2 separate regions of the Homo sapiens genome follow, and region 1 is linked to region 2. A link is an interaction called in ENCODE POLR2A ChIA-PET data of the cell type or tissue named here. Cell type or tissue: HepG2. All regions are shown on one strand. Each heading gives the region's core, and the rest is flanking DNA. Links, peaks and the distances in the headings are about the cores only. Region 1 overlaps FGR (FGR proto-oncogene, Src family tyrosine kinase). Region 2 overlaps AHDC1 (AT-hook DNA binding motif containing 1).

The links. ChIA-PET counts read pairs that join two places held together with the same protein. Peaks named below come from ENCODE experiments on the same cell type or tissue, not always from the same donor. Only the 100,000 strongest peaks of a DNase experiment are listed, where the experiment ranks them.
Region 1: POLR2A ChIA-PET joins it to region 2 with 6 read pairs; 9 of 35 experiments call an interaction of 5 or more read pairs at or near these places.

The regions. Positions count from the first base shown.
Region 1 is chr1:27,620,525-27,623,424 of GRCh38, forward strand. FGR (FGR proto-oncogene, Src family tyrosine kinase) reads right to left here. Exons shown (of 13, transcript NM_005248.3): 4 at 2,518-2,620; 5 at 1,035-1,133. Among named protein-coding and RNA genes, the nearest start is that of FGR, 13 kb to the right of the region's middle. RefSeq lists an enhancer at 2,362-2,571. In HepG2, for the core only: no CTCF peak of the experiment used is centred there; a DNase peak (open chromatin) is centred at 1,037; H3K27me3 peaks cover 156 bases.
Region 2 is chr1:27,562,530-27,565,429 of GRCh38, forward strand. All of the region lies in intron 3 of AHDC1 (AT-hook DNA binding motif containing 1), which reads right to left. Among named protein-coding and RNA genes, the nearest start is that of AHDC1, 40 kb to the right of the region's middle. RefSeq lists an enhancer at 345-1,072. In HepG2, for the core only: no CTCF peak of the experiment used is centred there; DNase peaks (open chromatin) are centred at 1,232 and 1,612.

The DNA of each region.
Region 1 (2,900 bases), core at 84-2,583, 58 kb after region 2:
GAGGATCACTTGAGCTCAGGAGTTTGAGGCTGTAGTAAGCTAAAATCATGTCACTGTACCCCAGCCTGGGCATCAGAGCACGCCCCTGTCTCTTAAAAAACTAATAATATAACGGTGTTATTGTGAGAATTAAGTGAACCAAGGAGATAAATACTTGCTGTAGTATACTTGCTCAAGTATATAAAGGTATTCAATGAATGATAAATTCCTGCCTCTTGGGCCAGGTCTCGGTGGCTCATGGCTGTAATCCCTGAACTTTGGGAGGCCAAGATGGGCGGATGGCTTGAGCTCAGGAGTTCAAGACCAGCCTGGGCAATATGGCGAAACACCATCTCTACTTAAAAAAAAAAATATTAGCCAGGCATGGTGAAAGAATCATCTGAGCCAGGGAGGTCAAAGCTGCGGTGAGCCGAGATTGTGCCACTACACTACACTCTAGCCTAGGCAACAGAGTAGGACCCTGTCTCAAAAAAAAAAAAAAAAAAAAAAAAAAAAGAAAGAAAGAAAGAAAAGAAAAGAAAAACAAAAAGAAAAAGAAAAAGAAAAATTCTTGCCTCCTTAATAGAATTAATTCCTAGTAATGCTCCCTTGCACTTTTTCAGCACTTTACAATTTTTTAAAGCTCATACACTGTTGTTTTTACTGGGAGGCAATATGTGTAATGCTTAGCAAATGCAGCCCAACTATCTGGGTTCATACATCAGCTCCACCACTCACTAGCCATGTGAACTTGCACAGGATATTTACTTTCTCTGTGCCTCAACTTCCTCATTTGTGAAATAGGATAGTAGTAATTTCTAACCCCGTTAATACACAGACAGTACTTTGAATAGTGCCCAGAACATAGTACATGCTCTATTATCTACTATTATTATTATCAGTACAATCTTCTTTTGTTCTCACAATGACCTTACAAAATTATTAGATAAGGAGACAGGCTCGGACTGGAGCAATGACTTGTCCAAGAGGTGGCCTTGGAGTCTGGACTCCAGGGTCCTGTCCATAGGGCTGGTCTTGCCCCAATCCCTACTTACTCTTCAGCTTGGATTGAGTCAACAGGGGCCACGTAGTTGCTGGGAATGCAGCCAGTTTTTCCGGAGCTGAGAGACCGAGCCTCCCACCAGTCACCTTCACTGTAGGCACAGAACAGGGCATGGTCAGCAGCACCTCCAGCCCCCAAGGCACCCTGAGGCCAGGTGGAGCCACACAGGTCTGCAGAGATGAATCCTGCCAAACCCTCATCTTGGACACCCCCCACCACTGGGGCTTTTGTCCGCTCTGCCCCAGCCACTGCAGCTTCCCTGGGAGGGCTTGTCCCTGCAGAAGGAATAAGCTCGGGGGCACTTAGGGCTCTTAGCTTCTTCCTTGGGCTCCCCAGCTGGGTTGGGCTGGGGATTGGGAATTCAGAGGACAGCTGACTAGGTCACTTCCCCACAGAAAATGGCTACTGATTTCCTTCTGGATAAAATCTAGACTTCTCAATGTGGCTTAAAAAGCCTGACAGAGACCAGGTGTGGTGGCTCATGCCTGTAATTCCAGCAGTTTGGGAGGCCCAGGCAGGCAGATCTCCTGAGGTCAGGAGTTCGAGACCATCCTGGCCAACATGGTGAAACCCTATCTTTACTGAAAATACAAAAAATTAGCCAGGCTTGGTGGCTCTTGCCTGTAGTCCCAGGATCACTGGAACCCAGGAGGCGGGGGTTACAGTGAGCCAAGATTGCACCACTGCACTCCAGCCCGGGAGACAGAGCGAGACTCCAACTCAAAAAAAAAAAAAAAAAAAAGCCTGGCAGAATCTGCCTCTGCCTACCTCTCTAGCCTCTGTTCTCTCCCATTCTGCATCCCATATTTTATGAACCACCTAAGGTGAACCACTTTGTGGTTTCCAGAAGTCATCATTTATTCTCATTCTCTCTCACTCTCTTCCTCTTTTCTTACCTCTTCCTTCACTGTCTATTCATTTTTATTTTTTATTTTTTAATTATTTATTTATTTTTTTGAAATGGAGTCTCCCTCTGTTGCCTAGGCTGGAGTGCAGTGGTGCAATCTCAGCTCACTGCAACCTCTGCCTCCCGGGTTCAAGTGATTCTTCTGCCTCAGCCTCTCAAGTAGCTGGGATTACAGGCATGCGCCACCATGCCCTGCTAATTTTTGTATTTTTAATAGAGACAGGGTTTCACCATGTTGGCCAGGCTGGTCTCGAACTCCTGACCTCAGGTGATCCACCCGCCTTGGCCTCCCAAAGTGCTGGGATTACAGGCATGAGCCACTGCACCCGGCCGTCTATTTCATTTTTATAGCCTCAGCTTAAAAATCATCTCCTCCAGGCCGGGTGCAGTGGCCCAACACCACCCCCCTCAACCAGCACACAGTTGCAGTCACCCAGGGTTTTTATTGTTATGTATATGTGTTCCCAACTAGGCTGGAGCATTCTGAGGCTAGGGACCAGGTGGGATTCCTGTCTGTGTCCTGCTCCCAGCCCAGGCAATGTTCTGACTAGGTGGCCTGGTCACTTACGTATTGTTCAGGATGTGGAACTTCTCGCCCTTGGTGAAGGTGAGGTCATCCTCAGTTCGAGCCTCATAGTCATACAGGGCAATGAACAGGGTCACCCCAATCCCTGCAGAGTCAGGGCTACTCAGCAGGGTAGGGCATGGGGCAGAAGCACCAAGGGGGCTGCACCCCAAATTCCTGTTCCCCAGCCAGGTGCTGCACCTCCCCACTCCTTTAGTGCTCTGGTTCCCAAAGGCCTTTGGGGTCCAAGGAATTTCTGATTTGGTCTCCACAGCTTAGGACACACAACTTCAAGCCCATTCCTCCCACCATGGAGGATCCCCTTGTTGCCCACTCCTCCTCTTCCCCACCAAGAAGACTTCCCATCTGGGAAGTGGCACCTAAAA
Region 2 (2,900 bases), core at 241-2,740:
TGGCCCTAAAGGCCCTTCTCCACACCATCTGAAGAATGCTGGGTCCCTCCCCCTGGGGAACAGTCCCACGGGCTGACATATGGGTGAGAGGGTAGATCATGCGGGACTGAGCACCCCCCAGCTCCCACTTGTCCCTCTGCTCAGGGCCCTAAGCATTTCCTCTGGCCAGCCCTTTGGGGCTCTGTGGTCTGCATGGGAAGGCCCCACCAGCTGCCAGCCCCGTATCACCAGAAAACATGTCGTCTCTTTAGAGTGAGACACGAGCTCCCAAGTTACTGACAACTTCCCAACAGCATGAGAGAATCACACATGCCACTCCCCACAACAGCCTGCGACGGGCACATGGTGACATCTCACACACACAACAGCCAGAGACAGGCGCACAAGTTGGTGACAACCCTCCTAACGGGATGAACTAAGCACATAACCTGTCGCTTCCTCCAAACATGAGATGGGCACACCTGACACACCCTCGACAGCATGGGGCAGGCGTCTGTTACCCCTCACAGTGGCATAACTGACACGCAACCAGGCACCCCCACACCCACTAATGCACAGAGAACCTGTTACACAGCTGACCAAGACACACACACACGCACGCACGCATGCATGCACACACCCACACAAAGAACCTGTCACATAGTTGACCAAGACACACACACATGCACACACACACAGAACCTGTCACACAGCTGACCAAGACACACACACACGCACGCATGCATGCACACACCCACACAAAGAACCTGTCACATAGTTGACCAAGACACACACACATGCACACACACACAGAACCTGTCACACAGCTGACCAAGACACACACACACACACACACACACGTGGGACAAGTCCCATCTTCCAGGTGTGAGGAAGGCATGGACCCCTCCACCCACCACACAGCATGAGGCAGGGACATAACCTCGCCCCTGCCTGGGAATCCTCCCTGCAGACTGTGGGATGGGTACACAACATGTCACCTCCCCGGCTGCCTTGGACAGGTGACAGCCCACCTCACCCCTCCCCCATCACTGTCACCAGCCTGGGTGGTGCCGTCCCTCTGCCTGCAGAGGCGTCACAGCTCACACGGCATGAATGTCACCCCAGCACTGCCAGAGCCGGGCACAGCCACACATTGCCCCAGTGACAAACACCACTGGCCCCAGAGGAGGTGAAGGCACACAGGGCTCTGGTGTGACCTTGGCCTCTGGACACCAGGAGGGGAGGTGCTGTGGCTTCCCGCCCAGTGGCGGGTGCTGGGGGAGAGGAGTGCTGGGGAGGAAGCTGCCTGGACACACTGACTACCTGGAAATGCCACCTCCCCCAGCCCTCACTCCACTCCATTTCTTATTCACTGTAGTTGTGTATCTAGGGAGGGGGCTGAATGAGTGGTGGAGGGAGGGCTGTCCTGAGGCGCTGTTACTATGAGACTGCTTAGAGATCAGTGGGGAGTAGGGCGGTTAGGGGTTGCTATCACCATGTGCTCAGTGGGAAGAGTATGGGATAATGGCTTGAGACCCCCATAGCTTCCAGGGGAGCCCTTCTTCCTTACAAAGGCCCCCTCTCCAAACTTCAGGCCACAGAGCTGGGGACAAGGAGGCCAAAGTCCAGGAACATGACTCACCCAGGGAACAGGCCCAGCCTGCTGGCCATAGTGGTGAGGGAGGCCAAGAGCCAAGAGGCCTGGGTTCCAGTCTGAGCTCCTCCAGGGCCAAGCTGGGTGACCTTGGAGCAGCAGCTCAGCCTCTTTGGCTTCGGGGAGGGGGGAAGGGGCCGCAGTGAGAGAAGTGCCAGGGTCAGAAAGAAGAAGCTGAAGCTGGAGACCAGCAGGCAGAACTTCAGGCCACAGAGGGCTCCAGCCCGCCTCCCCTGCTCCCCTGCTTCCTCACAAGGAACCTCATCTTCCTCATCTGTACAAAAGGGACAAGAGTGCCAGCCTCATGAGACAAGGTAGCATAAAGTGGGCCGCTCCTCAAGAAATGGGAAGCTTCTGATTGAAGAGAGGGAGAAATAGACTAAGAGACTTGCCCAAGCCACAGAGCAAATTAGGATCAGCTGAACTCAGCCTCCATCTCCTGGCTCCCCACCTGGAGCTGTTTCTTTAAGACTGCTTGGAGGTCAAGTGTGGAGGGGGACAGGGGAGATGTTGGGGTGTTGTTGGATGCAGTGCCTCCCTGCCGCCCGATGAAGACCAATGAATCTGATAGGAGTCCACCATGCCCTACCTTTACCCTAAACCCCACTTGGCCCAAAGCTTGGACAAGAGGAGTGGCTCTAAGGGGAGGGAGGCACCCCACCTCCCACCCCATCATGACCAGCAGCAGCACCTGGTGCTTGGAAGGACTAGAGGACCTGAGATGTCAGTGTCTAGGGCCCCTCGTTTTACAGGAGCCCAGAGAGGGAAAGGCCTAGCCTGAGGTCACACAGCACGACAGCACAAGAGCCTAGAGTCCTGGCCACGGACAGCCTCAGAGCAGAGTCCCCCTAGCCCCTGGGGGTGGCTGGAGCTGGGGGGCCCTGGGGGACTGAGTAAAGCGTGGCGACAGATGGCCTGCCGAGGCAGCGGCGATCTGGGCGGCTGGCAGGCATGCTCGCTCCCGCGCAGGGAAGCGGCTAATTTTAGCTGAGGCCTCGATGCCAGCTTTGTTCCCCCCACCCACCCGCCGAGGGGGCCCAGCATGCCTTGCGTGCAACCTGCCTCCCCCAGGCACCCCTACTCCCCCGCCTGGCCCCTTGGTGAGTAGTGCCCAGACCCCAGGATCCTAGAACGGTCTGCCTGACCAGGCCTCACCACACCCAGAGGTGAGGCCTGACTCCCCTACCCCAGGGCCTGTTTGCCCACGACTCCAAGCTCATTCCATGAAGAGGGGCGAGAGAGGAAGGACAGAGGCCACTGCCCAGAC